Regions from separate parts of the Homo sapiens genome. Here region 1 is linked to region 2. A link is a loop called in an ENCODE intact Hi-C map of the cell type or tissue named here. Cell type or tissue: breast epithelium. All regions are shown on one strand.

What was found. Peaks named below come from ENCODE experiments on the same cell type or tissue, not always from the same donor. Only the 100,000 strongest peaks of a DNase experiment are listed, where the experiment ranks them.
Region 1: it touches region 2 in a loop (12-fold over the local background); 13 of 110 quality-filtered maps call a loop at or near these places.

Annotation. Positions count from the first base shown.
Region 1 is chrX:44,249,860-44,257,859 of GRCh38, reverse strand. EFHC2 (EF-hand domain containing 2) reads left to right here. Exons shown (of 15, transcript NM_025184.4): 5 at 7,415-7,666. Among named protein-coding and RNA genes, the nearest start is that of EFHC2, 90 kb to the left of the region's middle. RefSeq lists enhancers at 3,542-4,394, 4,395-5,248. In breast epithelium, no CTCF peak of the experiment used is centred here; a DNase peak (open chromatin) is centred at 4,392; H3K4me3 peaks cover 1,249 bases; H3K27ac peaks cover 575 bases; H3K27me3 peaks cover 1,139 bases.
Region 2 is chrX:43,965,449-43,973,448 of GRCh38, reverse strand. It overlaps NDP (norrin cystine knot growth factor NDP), which reads left to right and starts at 59. Exons shown (of 3, transcript NM_000266.4): 1 at 59-145. It overlaps NDP-AS1 (NDP antisense RNA 1), which reads right to left. Exons shown (of 6, transcript NR_046631.1): 5 at 3,829-3,989; 6 at 1,897-2,004. In breast epithelium, no CTCF peak of the experiment used is centred here; DNase peaks (open chromatin) are centred at 3,600 and 5,068; H3K4me3 peaks cover 1,262 bases; H3K27ac peaks cover 1,304 bases; H3K27me3 peaks cover 5,768 bases.

The DNA of each region.
Region 1 (8,000 bases), 280 kb before region 2:
CCTCCAGCTTTATTCTTTTTGCTTAGGATTGTCTTGGCTATACGAGCTCTTTTTTGGTTCTATATAAAATGTAAAGTAGTTTTTTTCTAATTCTGTGAAGAAAGTCAGTGGTAGCTTGATGGAGATGGCATTGAATCTATAAATTACCTTGGGCAGTATGGCCATTTTTATGATATTGATTCTTCTATCTATGGGCATGGAATGTTTTTCCATTTGTTTGTGTCCTCCCTTATTTCCTTGAGCAGTGGTTTGTAGTTCTTGAAGAGATCCTTCACATCCCTTATAAGTTGTATTCCTAGGTATTTTATTCTCTTTGTAGCAATTGTGAATGGGAGTTCACTCATGATTTGGCTGTCTGTCTATTATTGGTGTACAGGAATGCTTGTGATTTTTGCACATCGATTTTGTACCCTGAGACTTTGCTGAAGTTGCTTATCAGCTTAAGGAGATTTTGGGCTGAGATGATGGGGTTTTCTAAATATACAATCATGTCATCTGCAAACAGAGACAATTTGACTTCCTCTCTTCCTATTTGGATACCCTTTATTTCTTTCTCTTGCCCTGGCCAGAACTTCCAATACTATGTTGAATAGGAGTGGTGAGAGAGGGCATCCTTGTCTTGTGCCAGTTTTCAAAGGGAATGCTTCCAGCTTTTGCCCATTCAGTATGATATTGGCTGTGGGTTTGTCATAAATAGCTCTTATTATTTTGAGATACGTTCCATCAATACCTAGTTTATGGAGAGTTTTTAGCATGAAGGGGTGTTGAATTTTATTGAAGGCCTTTTCTGCATCTATTGAGATAATCATGTGGTTTTTGTCATTGGTTCTGTTTATATGATGGGTTACATTTATTGATTTGCATATGTTGAACCAGCCTTGCATCCCAGGGAGGAAGCTGACTTGATCTTGGTGGATAAGCTTTTTCATGTGCTGCTGGATTTGGTTTGCCAGTATTTTATTGAGGATTTTCGCATCAATCTTCATCAGGGATATTGGCCTGAAATTTCCTTTTTGTGTTGTTGTTGTTGTTGTGTCTCTGCCAGGTTTTGGTATCAGGATGATGCTGGCCTCATAAAATGAGTTAGGGAGGAGTGCCTCTTTTTCTATTGTTTGGAATAGTTTCAGAAGGAATGGTACCAGCTCCTCTTTGTACCTCTGGTAGAATTTGGCTGTGAATCCATCTGGTCCTGGGCTGTTTTTGGTTGGTAGGCTATTAATTACTGCCTCAATTTCAGAACTTGTTATTGGTTGGTCTATTCAGGGATTTGACTTCTTCCTGGGTTAGTCTTGGGAGGGTGTATGTGTCCAGGAATTTATCTATTTCTTCTAGATTTTCTGCATAGAGGTGTTTATAATATTCTCTGATGGTAGTTTGTATTTCTGTGGGATCAGTGGTGATATCCTGTTTATCGTTTTTTATTGTGTCCATTTGATTCTTCTCACTTTTTTTCTTTATTAGTCTGGCTAGCAGTCTATCTATTTTGTTGATCTTTTCAAAAAACCACCTCCTGGATTCTTTGATTTTTTGAAGGGTTTTTTGTGTCTCTATCTCCTTCAGTTCCACTCTGATCTTAGTTATTTTTTGCCTTCTGCTAGCTTTTGAATTTATTTGCTCTTGCTTCTCTAGTTCTTTTAATTGTGATGTTAGTGTGTTGATTTTAGATCTTTCTCACTTTCTCCTGTGGGCATTTAGTGCTTATAAGCACTAAATATATAAATTTGCCTCTAAACACTGCTTTAGTTGTGTCCCAGAGATTCTGGTATGTTGTGTCTTTGTTGTCATTTGTTTCAAAGAACTTATTTATTTCTGCCTTAATTTTGTTATTTACCCAGTAGTCATTCAGGAGCAGGTTGTTCAGTTTGCATGCAATTGTGCGGTTTTGAGTGAGTTTCTTAATCCTGAGTTCTAAGTTGATTGCTCTGTGGTCTGAGAGACTGTTTGTTATGATTTCCGTTCTTTTGCATTTGCTGAGGAGTGTTTTACTTCCCATTATGTGGTCAACTTTAGAATAAATGTGATGTGGTGCTGAGAAGAATGTATACTCTGTTGATTTGGGGTGGAGAGTTCTGTAGATGTCTATTAGGTCCACTTGGTCCAGAGCTGAGTTCAAGTCCTGAATATCCTTGTTAATTTTCTGTCTCGTTGATCTGTCTAATATTGACAGTGGGGTGTTAAAGTCTTTCATTATTATTGTGTGGGAGTCTAAATCTCTCTGTAGGTCTCTAAGGACTTGCTTTATGAATCTGGGTGCTCCTGTATTGGGTGCATATATATTTAGTATAGTTGGCTCTTCTTGTTGCATTGATCTCTTTACCATTATGAAATGCCCTTCTTTGTCTTTTTTGATCTTTGTTGGTTTAAAGTCTGTTTTATCAGAGACTAGGATAGAAACCCCTGCTTTTTTTTGCTTTCCATTTTTTTGGTAAATATTCCTCCCTCCCTTTATTTTGAGCTTATGTGTGTCTTTGCATGTGAGATGGGTCTCCTGAATACAGCACACTGATGTGTCTTGACCCTTTATCCAATTTGCCAGTCTGTGTCTTTTAATTGGGACATTTAGCCTGTTTACATTTAAGGTTAATATTGTTATGTGTGAATTTGATCCTGTCATTATGATGCTAGCTGATTATTTTGCCCATTAATTGATGCAGTTTCTTCATAGCATCAATGGTCTTTATAATTTGGTATGTTTTTGCAGCAGCTGGTACTGATTTTTCCTTTCCACATTTAGTGCTTCCTTCAGGAGCTCTTGTAAGGCAGGCCTGGTGATGACAAAATCTTTCAGCATTTGCTTATCTGTAAAGGATTTTATTTCCCCCTTGCTTGTGAAGCTTAGTTTGGCTGGATATGAAATTCTGGGTTGAAAATTCTTTTCTTTAAGGATGTTGAATATTGGCCCCCACTCTCTTGTGGCTTGTAGGGTTTCTGCAGAGAGGTCTCCTGTTAGTCTGATGGGCTTCCCTTTGTGGGTAACCCGACCTTTCTCTCTGGCTGCCCTTGACACTTTTTCCTTCATTTCAACCTTGGTGAATCTGACAATTATGTGTCTTGGGGTTGCTCTTCTTGAGAAGTATCTTTGTGGTTTCCTCTGTATTTCCTAAATTTGAATGTTGGCCTGTCTTGCTAGGTTGGGGAAGTTCTCCTGGATAATATGCTGAAGTGTGTTTTCCAACTTGGTTCCATTCTCCCTATCACTTTCAGGTACACCAATCAAACGTACGTTTGGTCTTTTCACATAGTCCCGTATTTCTTGGAGGCTTTGTTTGTTCCTTTTCATTCTTTCTTCTCTAATCTTGTCTTCACGCTTTATTTCATTAAGTTGATCTTCCATCTCTGATATCCTTTCTTCTGCTTAATCGATTCAGCTATTGATACTTGTGTATGCTTCACAAAGCTCTCGTGCTGTGTTTTTCAGCTCCATCAGGTCATTTATGTTCTTCTCTAAACTGGTTATTCTAGTTAGCAATTCCTCTAACCTTTTTTCAAGGTTCTTAGCTTCCTTGCATTGGGTTAAAACATGCTCCTTTAGCTCAGAGGAGTTAGTTATTACCCACCTTCTGAAGCCTACTTCTGTCAATTCATCAAACTCATTCTCCGTCCAGTTTTGTTCTCTTGCTGGCGAGGAGTTGTGATCCTTCGGAGGAGAAGAGGTGTTCTGGTTTTTTGGAATTTTCAGCCTTTTTGTGCTGGTTTTTCTTCATCTTTGTGGATTTATCTACCTTTGGTCTTTGATGTTGTTGACCTTCGGATGGAGTTTTCATTTGGACATCCTTTTTGTTGATGTTGATGCTATTCCTTTCTGTTTGTTAGTTTTCCTTCTAATAGTCAGGCTTCTCTGCTGCAGGTCTGCTGGAGTTTCCTGGAAGTCCAATCCAGACCTTGTTTGCCTTGGTATCACCAGTGGAGGCTGCAGAACAGCAAAGATTGCTACCTGTTCCTTCCTCTGGAAGCTTCGTCCCAGAGGGGCACCCTCCAGATGCCAGTCGGAGGTCTCCTTTAAGAGGTGTCAACCCCTGCTGGGAGGTGTCTCCTAGCAGGAGGCACAGGGGTCAGGGACACACTTGAGGAGGCAATCTGTCCTTTAGCAGAGCTCGAGCACTGTGCTGGGAGGTCTGCTGCTCTCTTTAGAGCTGGCAGGAGGAACGTTTAAGTCTGCTGAAGCTGTGCCCACAGCCACCCCTTCCCCCATGTTCTGTGTCCCAGGAAGATGGGAGTTTTATCTATAAGCCTGTGACTGGGGCTGCTGCCTTTCTTTCATAGATGCCTTACCCAGAGAGGAGGAATCTAGAGAGGTAGTCTGGCTACAAAATCATTGCTGAGCTGTGGTGGACTCCGCCCAGTTACAACTTCCTGGCAGCTTTGTTTACACTGTGAGGGGAAAACCGCCTACACAAGCCTCAGTAATGGGGGACGCCCCTCCCCCCACCAAGCTCCAGCGTCCCAGATCGACTTCAGACTGCTGTGCTGGCAGCGAGAATTTCAAGCCATCGGTCTTAGCTTGCTGGGGGGATCCACTGAGCTAGACCACTTGGCTCCCTGGCTTCCACCTCCTTTCCAGGGGAGTGAGCAGTTCTGTCTCACTGGTGTTCCAGGCGCCACTGGGGTATGAAAAAAAAAAAAAACTGCAGCTAGCTTGGTGTCTGCCCAAACAGCTGCCCAGTTTTGTGCTTGAAACCTAGGGCCCTGGTGGTGTAGGCACTTGAGGGAATCTCCTGGTCTGAGGGTTGCAAAGACCATGGGAAAAGCATAGTATCTGGGCCAGAGTACACTGTTCCTCACAGCACGGTCCCTCACGGCTTCCCTTGGCTAGGGGAGGGAGTTCCCTGACCCCTTGTGCTTCCCGGGTGAGGCGATGCCCCACCCTGCTTCAGCTCGCCCTCCGTGGGCTGCACCTACTGTCTAAGCAGTCCCAATGAGATGAGCCGGATACCTCAGTTGGAAATGCAGAAATCACCCTCCTTTTGCATTGATCTCGCTGGGAGCTGCAGACCAGAGCTGTTCCTATTCGGCCATCTTGCCAGCCACCCCCAGAAAAAGATCTTTTGTGCCAGGAATTGAGAATAAATACCAAGAACAGCTAAGAAATGTTTTAAATAATTTCCTTTCAGAGTAGGAACATCATTTTAGCATTTATTCCCTCAGGGAGAAAATTCTTCAATAAATATAGTAATCTTTGGGAAATTAGGAGTTTAATAAGAGGCTTCTATATTGACTTTCATACATTTACTTCTGCAGTGTTTGCTGTCTTGAACTGTAAAGTTAAAATTAAACAATTTAACTTAGACTGAAAAGAATCCCATATATTATCAATAATGCTTTTCTTAGAGGCCTCATAATGCCAAAGAAACATTTTTCAATCAATTGAAATAGTGGTCCCATAATTTCATTTAAATATCAGAGATAAGACTGAAGAGTCTTTGGAAAGCCATCATGTCTCCCCACTGTCTTGGGTTAAGACTGCACCTAGACTGCCCTCGACAGATAGAAATTTCAAAAATTTACAAAAAGATTGTATAACCTGATTTGGGATAACATCTCCCTTGTCAGTGTGCACTTCCTTATATAACAGTCCTATTTGGTTACATCAGATGAAATGGGGGCAGTTTAACTCCACGACAGGGCTGCGAAAGTGCAAATAGAGGGAAGAGTTGCATCAAGAAGACTATGGAACTAACTAGTGGTTCCTGGGACAGAGGACAGCCGAGGCAGAGGCTCTGCAGACCTTAAGACCTTCTCCATTTGCTGTGCTCCTGTTTCTCCGGGGCATTCTTATCCTTGATACCTAAAGCTTTTTGAGCTGAAATAAAACAGTGAATATATTTCTTCCCTTTTACCTTCACAAAAATCTTTGAATGAGTAAGAATTATGAACACATATGAATTTCCCAGTGAAAAGACAAATTATGTATTTGGTTGAGATATAATTAATACGGAGTCAAACATATAAATCTTAAGTATATAGGTCAACAAGTTTTGTAAAATGTGTGCAATTGAGTAACCAACACAAAAATCGAGATGTAGAATATTTTTACCACCTCAGAAAGTTCCTTTCTCCCCATTTCTGGTCAAATTCCCTACCCAGAGGCAATTACTGTTCTGATTTCTGTCACCGTAGATTAGTTTTGTCTGTTCTTAAATAAGAATTTTAAATCTTTTTGAAAAGTCAGTTTTAAAAAATATTAAAGAAGTATAGTTTTTTCTTTTTTTAATCTTTTTTTTTTTTTTTTTTTTTTTTTTTTTTTTTTTTTTTTTTTTTTTTTACAGAGTATTGCTCTGTCACCCAGGCTGGAGTGCAGTGACACAATCTCGGCTCACTGCAACCTCTGCCTCCCAGGTTCAAGGGATCCTCCTGCCTCAGCCTCCTGAGTAGCTGGGATTACTGGCACCTGCCACCGGACCTGGCTAAACTTTTTTGCATTTTTAGTAGAGACAGCCAGGCTGGTCTCAAACTCCTGGCCTCAAGTGATCGACCCACTGTGGCCTCCCAAGGTGCTGAGATTACAGGTGTGAGCCACCCCGCCTGGCCAGAAGTATAGTTTAGTGTATTAATGTTTAATATGAAAAACTTCCTCAAACTTGTTTGTCTCTATTCTTTTTTTTTTTTTTTTTTTTTTTTTTTGAGATGGAGTCTCACTCTGTCGCCCGGGCTGGAGTGCAGTGGCGCGATCTCTGCTCACTGCAAGCTCCACCTACTGGGTTCACACCATTCTCCTGCCTCAGCCTCCCGAGTAGCTGGGACTACAGGTGCCTGCCACCACGCCCGGCTAATTTTTTTGTATTTTTAGTAGAGACGGGGTTTCACCGTGTTAGTCAGGATGGTCTCGATCTCCTGACCTCGTGATCCACCTGCCTCAGCCTCCCAAAGTGCTGGGATTACAGGCGTGAGCCACCGCGCCCGGCCAGTTCTTAAGGTTAAAACTGGTTATAGATGTGTATGTATCTATGTCATAGTTGAAATTAAAAACAAAATCACAGAATAATCTGTAGAAAAATATATCTTTTTTGTTTTCTTTTCTTTTTTTTTTTTTTTTTCGAAATGGAGTCTCACTCTGTTGACCAGGCTGTAGCGCAGTGGTGTGAACATGGCTCACTGCAGCCTTGACCTCCTGGGGTCAAGCAATTCTCCCATCTCAGCCTCCCAAGTAGCTGGGACTACAGGCGTGTGACACCACATCTGCCTAATTTTTTTTTTTTTTTAAGAGTTGTGTTTTTGCCATGTTGCCCAGGCTGGTCTTGAACTCCTGAACTCAAGCAGTCTTCCCGCCTTGGCCTCCCAAAATGCTGGGATTACAGGCATCAGCCACCATGCCTGACCAAAAATATATCTTTATATATTTGTCACTTGATTGTGTATATCTTAGAAGTGATTATGCAAACCCTGCAACTATTATTGACATTTTCTCCATTTGCAGGTTGTAGAACACGTAGAGCCCTTACGTCCCTACGAATCCCTCGACACCCTGAAACAGTTCCTCCAGTATCATGGCAAGATTTTGTGTTTCTTCTGCCTGTGGGATGACTCAGTCTCAATGTTTGGAGACCGTAGAGAACTCATCCTGCATTACTTCTTGTGTGATGATACTATTGAAATCAAAGAATTGCTTCCACACAGCTCAGGCCGAGATGCTCTAAAAATGTTCCTCCGGAGGAGTAAGCTACCCAAGGTGAGCAGTGGATATAACCACTTTGAATTTGCTTGTGGGTCAAGAGACTAGTCACTGTTTGGAATGTTGTGTGTTATGACTATATGATGATAGTAACCATGCACTAGTGCAGGTATTTAGAAACCTTTCATTTTGTGCCCTCTATTAATACACATCTGTGAAAGTAATACAGAGAATATGATCAATTAGAGTTGGAACATTGAAGTTAAGGCAAGTAAAGGAAAAAAGTCAAATGTAAGAAAAAGCACCTATTCATCATTGAGTTCACATCCAGTTTTATGAAACTAAATGACTCCTTAGTAAAAGAATTGCTTGTGGCTTTGGACAGGGCACT
Region 2 (8,000 bases):
AACAGTCCTAACTTTTGTGTGTTGCAAATATAAAAGGCAAGCCATGTGACAGAGGGACAGAAGAACAAAAGCATTTGGAAGTAACAGGACCTCTTTCTAGCTCTCAGAAAAGTCTGAGAAGAAAGGAGCCCTGCGTTCCCCTAAGGTAAGCAGGAAAACAAGCGCTGCCGGCTTGCCTAGGAAATCGCTTCTTTCCAAACCGAGCATTTCATCCTCCTCTCAGACAAAGAGACAACCTTTAAATACCACTTAAATTTGCATTACTTTAATTTGCATTAATCTGTAGCATGCTAGCATTGTGTTTCTTAAATGAACGGGTCTTTGAAGTCTGTGACAGAGCAGGGAGCCTCCTAGAAAAGCTTGAAAATATCTTTTGGTTTGACTTAAAGAGATTTTTCTTTTCAAACTCTCTGCGTAGTTAGATGTAACTTTGTGATGGTTCTTATAGTTGACCCCGTGAAAGGGGGCTGCGAAGCAGCAACTTGCCAACATGGATTCATGGAGCCCAGTATCTTCCCCAGCACCCTCATCCCACTTACAATGGGGGCACTATTAACGCAGGCAAGACTGCGAGTTTAAAAGCGCACTGTTTACTTTTATTACTACTTATGTATGCTGCTGATCTCCTGCCAGGGCTCTGCCGGAGTGCTCAGAATGACTTCAAACAATAGGCAACATTTATTTCTAGCTTTCTGTGTCACGCTTTGCAGGAATCCTGCTCCCTTGCACTCTTCTTTCAGCGTGCAGGTCTTCGCTTCCATAGATGCATTGGGGAGCACCGGGAGGAGATGAGGATGGATTTACTGTATGATTTTGATTGGGCAAAAAGTCCGAGGAAATGCATGCTGTTTGCCTTGGACTTATTGCAGGGGGTTATTTTTAGTCATCAGCTCGTCCCTGCAGCATGATGTTCAAGGAGTGACCGGGAAAGGATGCTCCCACCAGCACAGAGACCAGGACCTGTAGGAATGACTCCTACCTGCGGGATATTCCGAGGTTTCTTTCAAACTTTGGAATACAAGTTCTCTCTTTAAATGAACAATTGAGCTGTAGGAGGCCTGGGCATAACTCTTTCTTGGGGGACGGGAAGTTTGATTGTGTACAGAATGTTAATGACTCAGAACGCCCAGTAACTGAGGCTCATTGTAATAGACAAACCCAGATAAGCCTCCATGAGAGGCAGACTCCCATCTTTACTGAGATTCAGGTGCGGGAAAGGAAGCTATTTGGCAAGATGGGAGTCCCTTGTACAGTTCTTTGTAACTCATTAATAACAGATATGGCTGCTGTGAAACATGTCTCTTTTCATTTCTAATATTAGTGTATTTTAATTACAAGGAGCTGGCATTGGCAAATTACCCCAACACATAAGATTAAATACCAGGTGCATTTGAAAACAGAGAGATGACTGAAATGGGGAGTTGCTGTGGGTGTCAACCAAATACAGCGGGGACGGCACAATGCTTCTCAACTGAGCGTTTAAACCAGATGCAAATATCTGCTCATTTTCTTCTCATCAGTCTTACTAATTCAAGGAAACTTTATGGTCCTGTTTGCCAGTTTTCATTGCAAATTGGTACACAGTTTATGCAAAACTTTTCTGATTTTCTCTGATAACCAGCCCAATAAGCATCGCTGAATGAAAATCTGATATTTGAATAGGTTAATTTACAACTTTGGGGTATTCATTAGTCAAGAAAGCCATAAAAGACACTATGGATTCCATTGCTGTAAAATTTTATTGTAATTTTTTTTTAAAAAAACTGCGGTTAGCAAAGCATTTAGCTGAATCAAAACAATTTTCTTAGACTATTATTCAGATCATTACATGAGAGTATTTGAACACAAAATGCAATGTTTTGCATCATTTATTTTAAAATACATTTGGTTCAGGTAACGGGAGAACTGGCTGAGGCCTTCTTACGACTGTGTACCAAGCAGCTGACACCCACAGATGGAAATGTGCCTGTGGAGTTTTCAATCTTAATTCGAGTTCCAATGACACTGTCAAGGGAAAAATAAATCATTTTTCAATACATTTAACAATTTCCAACTCATTTATTTTCCTGGGCCCTTGAAAAATGTGGTGAGTTTCTTGGAATTATAGCCACCAATGGTGGCCAGCAATCTTTATTTTAAGAACTCACAATTCAAGTACTATTATTCTCTGGTTAATTATTTATTTCATCAATTTTTAAATAAATATTTATTAAGCATTTTCTAGATGCCCAGTGCTATGCTAGTCCCGATGGATGCAAAGGTGAATGAGACATTGTCCCATACTCTAATTCTCAGTCCATATGCCATCTCTAGTTAGATTTTGGAACTGAAATGGGCATTGCCAATGGGTAAAGTGGGCAATAACTTTCCTGTTATAAAGAATTATTTAAAACAGCTACTGGTTTCTAGATTTACTTGAAATGATTCTCACTCATCAGTGGGTTTTCTTTCCATTTATGATTAAGGGATTCCCCTTTGGCCTTTTTCACCAGATCCTGGGTACACGTCATTTGCACAGCTAACACGGCTAGATCTTTCCAGCCTGGGTAGAAGAATCCCGGAAAAAGACAGTAGTTTATCCTTTCTCTGCTCTCCTGAGCACCCTGTGGAAAGGACCATATGCTGTCTCTATTGGGGATGGGTGTGAGTCGCCTACTCAGTAGCTAACATCAGGGCCACTTGATGAATCATCGAATTAGAAACATGCATATGGAGGAAGATGCAGTCACTATCCCTCACCACTTACTTGTCCCACCCCCAGTATCAAAACAAATGACCTCTGGGCCTGGCCTAAATTCAAGAGGCCCCTGGGAAGAAGCTGTTGGAAACTCTTCCCCAAACCCAGGTCTCCATCATAGCCACACAGTGTTGCTTTCAAATAACCCAGTATGGTGTTTTATCACGTGTTTAGGTTACTGGGGGAAAAAAAAAACCCTGAAAACAGCATCACCAGGGTCCTTGACTTGGTCCTTATCAGCAGATAATCCCCCGTGGTTGGATTAAAATGCCTCTGACTCCCTGGGGTGCCTGACTCACCCTAGCCAGCCCTCAGCTTCTTGGCCAGCGGCCTTCGAGCCCATCCTCACCTCTTCCCATGACGGCCAGTGACTGCTTCTTTGCCCAGGCCCTCTGCACTAGGCCAGCAGCCAGTGGGAGCAGAGGGGATGGGAAGGCAGGTGGACAGACTGTGAAGTGCTAAGGCAGAGCGGGGAAGCAGGGCTGTGAGACAGGGTGGGTGAGCTCCAGGGCCTGGGTTGCTGTGGCCTGCCCTGGCTGTGATCAGCTGTCATTTCCTCTTTGTGTATGACACTGTGGAACATATTAAAATTTCTCTGGGATGGTATGTTTGGAATTCCTCTGATGCCCCACCTCACCAACTTACCCGGACAATAAAAGCAAGGTTGTAAGCCTTTGAACAGCTGGCTGGCTATATATTTCCCTTCTTTCTTTCGCATAATCTAATTCAGAAAAGAATCCAGCTAGACTGGCAGTGCCATGTCTGGGTACTTGTTTCCTGCAAGTCCTTCCTCCTCCACCTCCTCCCGCCAGTCCTGGAATCTTCCTGGGTGGCATGTGGCTTTTCTTTTCTTTTGCTCACCACTGCTCCCAGCCCGCCCCCTTTTCCCTTCGCCTGAGCTCCTTCCTTTGTCAGCTGGCTCTTTGCTCTGCCTGTTTTCCAGACAGCTTGGGTCCTGTTCCATCCGGGGAGAACAGCCCATGGGATCTCCCCATCTCCATAGTATTCCCAGGATGTCATTCTTGGCACCAGCTCTGCCGGGCTGATAGGACTGGGGGGCTTTTTGTAGTCCCGAGCCTGAATCCACTCACAGAGAGGAGCAGCCACATGGCTTAGCTGCCCTTTGGGCTGCCGAGAGCGGGGCTGGAGTGACCGGGTTGGCAGGAACGAGCATACCATCACAGTGACCCGAACATCTCCGGCAAAGGCCTTGGGGTGGGAGCGCTATGGGAATGCCTGGATGCACTTCGGCCTACATTAAGAGAAATGTGGTTATTCTCTGTTTCGGGGGAGAGACAAGCGGCTTGAAACAAAGCCCTCTGGATCCTTGGCCCCTTCCCTGCCCCCTTTCCCGGTCTGTCCTTCCCACATCCCTCCCTCCCCAAACAGAAAGAAAGAGAGACAGGACTTCTAATTTGGCCAGCACAGACCCGAATGTCTTTATGAAACCCATTTAGTGAAAGAAAGAGGGGAGAAATATATTCTGGGTTGATCCGAACTAAAAAATGCATGGGGCTTTGGAGATGGGGCGGGATTTTTTCTTTCTTTCTTTCTGTCTCTTAAGAGCAGAACAACAGTTTCGTTGATGAGTTGCAAATGGAAGGAAGTGGACCTCTCAATTAGAGATTCCCATTTAAGAGCCTCAATGTAAACCTCCCTGTGACATCCTTAAAAGATGCTGCTAATGTCCCTGGGACCAAAAGGTATTAAACAGCAAGCCACCAGGCGGCTTCCTATTCCTTTTCTTTTTCTGGGGGCTTTGGTCGTCTTTTTCAAATTAGCTAAAATTCATTAAAGGACCCAAAAGGAAAAATTTAAAGCAGCTGAATTAAAATGAGTCTTTCCCTGTTAGCCTGACAAGAAGAAAAAAAGAAAGGAAGAAAGGGAAAGAAAGAGAAGAAAGAACCAATTCCCCTCCACTACCACTTCTTGGGTTTTAATATGAATTATTCCATACAAGTCCCTAGGCTAGAGGATCTATTTAAAGACGCCTGGCAGCATGAAGGGAGAGGGTAAAAATACAACCACTCTTTTGTCCATCAAAGGTTTTCTTTGGGAGGACATTAAGAGCATTCCTGTTTTCTTGTCTGCCCCTGCCAGTGGCAATGTTCCAGCTGGTAGTATCCACTCCTCGCCCATCAGGTCAGCAATCATGAACTTCTGTGTTTAATTTCAGGAGAAAACAAAGGGTGGGAAATCCTTCCGAAACCCCTATGTGTGTGCAGCAGGGCAGGGGAGGCTGGAACTGGAATCAGTACTCTCTTGGCTGTGCAGGTTGCATGCTGCAAATTCACACACCCACACAGTTGAGTTGTTGAGGAAGATTGTGCCGATGGCATTATTTCTGATGCCAGCTTCCCTTGCATCTGCAAAGCTTTTTTCTTGTGTCTCTGGCAGTCATTTGCTTGTCACCATTCATGTGCACTGTCCCCTTCATCAGAGGTTCTCAGAGCCTGATGGTCAAGGATATGTCACTAGAGTCTTACCCCCAGACCCATTTTCAACAGTAAGAACGTGAAACCCTGGATGGGGTTTGCAATCTGAAGCAACTACTTTCTTGTTAGGAAGAGTGCTGACTCAGAAAATTCAAAGAATGGGTAACTTCCGTTGGCGACATATCCCCAGTGCTCATAATCAGGAATTCATCCAGTTGGGGTCCATTTCACCCTCATGGCAAAATCTGGACATAAACATTGACTAGTAGCTTTAAACTGGGTATAAGATTTGCAACAGATAACATTTTTGTCTTTTCTTTTTTCTTTTTTTTTTCCACAAAAGCTAAGAATTTTTCAGACAATTTGCTCTCTTCCAAGGCCTGGATCAATCCCAACTTTTTCTTTTAAGCCATGATCCAACCAATTGCAGTATCCTTTAAAAATGAAAGGGCAACAGGCTAAGACATTCAAGAAAGTTGATAAGCTGTCAGAAAATGCTCAAGGGTGGCCTTTCTACAGTGCCACAAACCAACAACAGCCCTAAACGTGGAGTCCTCTTCCATCCTTTCATCAGTAGGGAATAAAAATAGGGAGAGAGCAGGTCAGGGGAGAAGTAACAAAAGAGAAGTAAGAAGGATTATTTTTGATGTTCAAAATCTGCTGCTGCCCTTTCAATATTTTCAAATATCACAATTTCAGAAAGGGAAGGATCCCTTTATTTCACCCACTCTCCCTCCCAGGAAGGTGTTTGAAGTTGCTGTCTTTACCTGAAAAGGAGGTCAACTCCTCAAGTGAAAAAACATCCCCTATCTTCAACTCGAAGTAAAATGGAGGTACACACATTTGTACCTAATTATGTGGGTACAAATATAATTTGTATCCACAAACTATAAAGGATGTAAAGAATCAAAGAAATCCAATCCTTAATCAAAGTCCAATTTTTCTTTAAAACTTGAGAGGATATTTTAGGGCTCATTGCATTGCTGTGATTTCACTGCCCCCCACCAAATTATGAAAAATTACTCCTTTTCAGAATTTAAATTTTTCTTTTGAGATGTGGAATCCAAAGGCAGCAGAATAGTATTGTTACAGGGAAGCTGGCAGTCAAAAGACATAGACATAGCTGCAGCATGCATGGTTTAAGCAAATCAAGACAAGCAGAAAACCACCACCCCAACAAGTTCAGGGTTATCAGCAATATAGGGACACGTATTTTTATGTGATTTTTATGAGAACCTTGCCCCTTTGACATATGTCTGAGTCTAGGAGCATTCCGGATTGCAACGGGATTGAATTCAGTATTCAAATCCCACCATTGGGCAGAAAAGGCAAATTGAATGGGGAATGGAAAGACTGAGTTGCTCCTATTGTTTATGCCCCATTCCTAACTAAGGGCTCTACAGCTGTTAGGTGAGATCACTACCCACCATTCCAAAGTGTTGTTGCGGGTGAGGAGGTTCAAACGCAGCTTTGGAAACACTTTGCTGCACTCTTTGAAGAAAGGCCAACATGCTCATTTGGCTCTAGGGTAAAAGAGAGCCTGTACCCTGAGCTAACATTGGTCACCTCTCCTCCTGAGGCCATACCACAGCCAGCAGTACAGCAGCAGAACAAGTGTTTAGTTGTTTCAGCACAGGTATCCCCAGAACACCTGGCACCTTTTCTTTTCCACAGGGAGAATGTACATTCATGCATTTTGGCAAGACTGAGTCCTCTGAGTTGGGTGTCTCGGAACTCTCCTATTTTCCTTCTAAAGGGTCTTATGTAAGGTGAGCAGTAGAGTGTGTCTCATTCCTCATAAAAAATCCCCTTCCTGGGAGGGAGTGGGTGAAATGAAGGGATCCTTCCCTGACTGAAATTGTGCTATTTGAAAAAATTGAAAGGGCAGTGGCAGATTTTGAACTTCAAAATGAATCCTTCCTCCTCCTCCTCCTCTTTTGTTACTTCTCCCATGACCTGCTCTCTCCCTACTTTAATTCCCCATTGAAGAAAGGATAGAAGAGGACTCTGTGTTTAGGGCTACTGTTGATTTGTGGCACTATAGAAAGGCCACCCCTAAGCATTTTCTGACAGCTCATCCCCATCTCAGTCACAGCTTTTATTTGGGTAGCTGGATTTACAGAAATAATCAAATCCCTAGAGGAAAAGACTTCAACAGAAAAGTACCTCCTGACACTTGGGTAACCTGACTTGGTCATTTCCAATTTATGCAAGATTTGTATTCTAAAAGTCAATTAGTTATGTCAACTGTTAAAAACTCAGAATGAGTCTTTCCATTCTTCAGAATGACTCTTTTCTGATTATCTGTGGGCCATAGAAGCCCACAGATACTCAGCACAGGATCCAAGTGCCATACCAAGTGGTCAACTCTTTTAGACGTAAGTCTCAGCCCAGGGCTTCTGGAATGTACCTCCCCTAGCAGAGAAGCTCTGTAGTAGATACTTTACCAAGCACAGGGCCTCGCTCTTGACCCCAAGACTACTGATTCTACTTGCAGAGAAGACAACTTTTCTAATCAATCTTTCTCTTCTATCCTGAACCAGAGTATCAGAGATTGTCCCATTAGGGCACGAGGATCTGTGGCTCAAGCTCAGTTAAGAAATAAGCGTCTTTCAAAAGAAAGGTGCAAGAGGGTGGAACTCAGCCTATATTGTCATTATCAAATGCAAGAAGTCTAATCCTAGCATGATTTATTAATATTAGCCTTTCTTCTCTCCCCGTTTATGCTTTGGTGGGTACTGGACAGAAACCCCACAAATTTTAAGACAGTTTTAAGAGAAATAGTAACTGGTTAAATATCCTCACTACTTCAAATTATTATTATTATT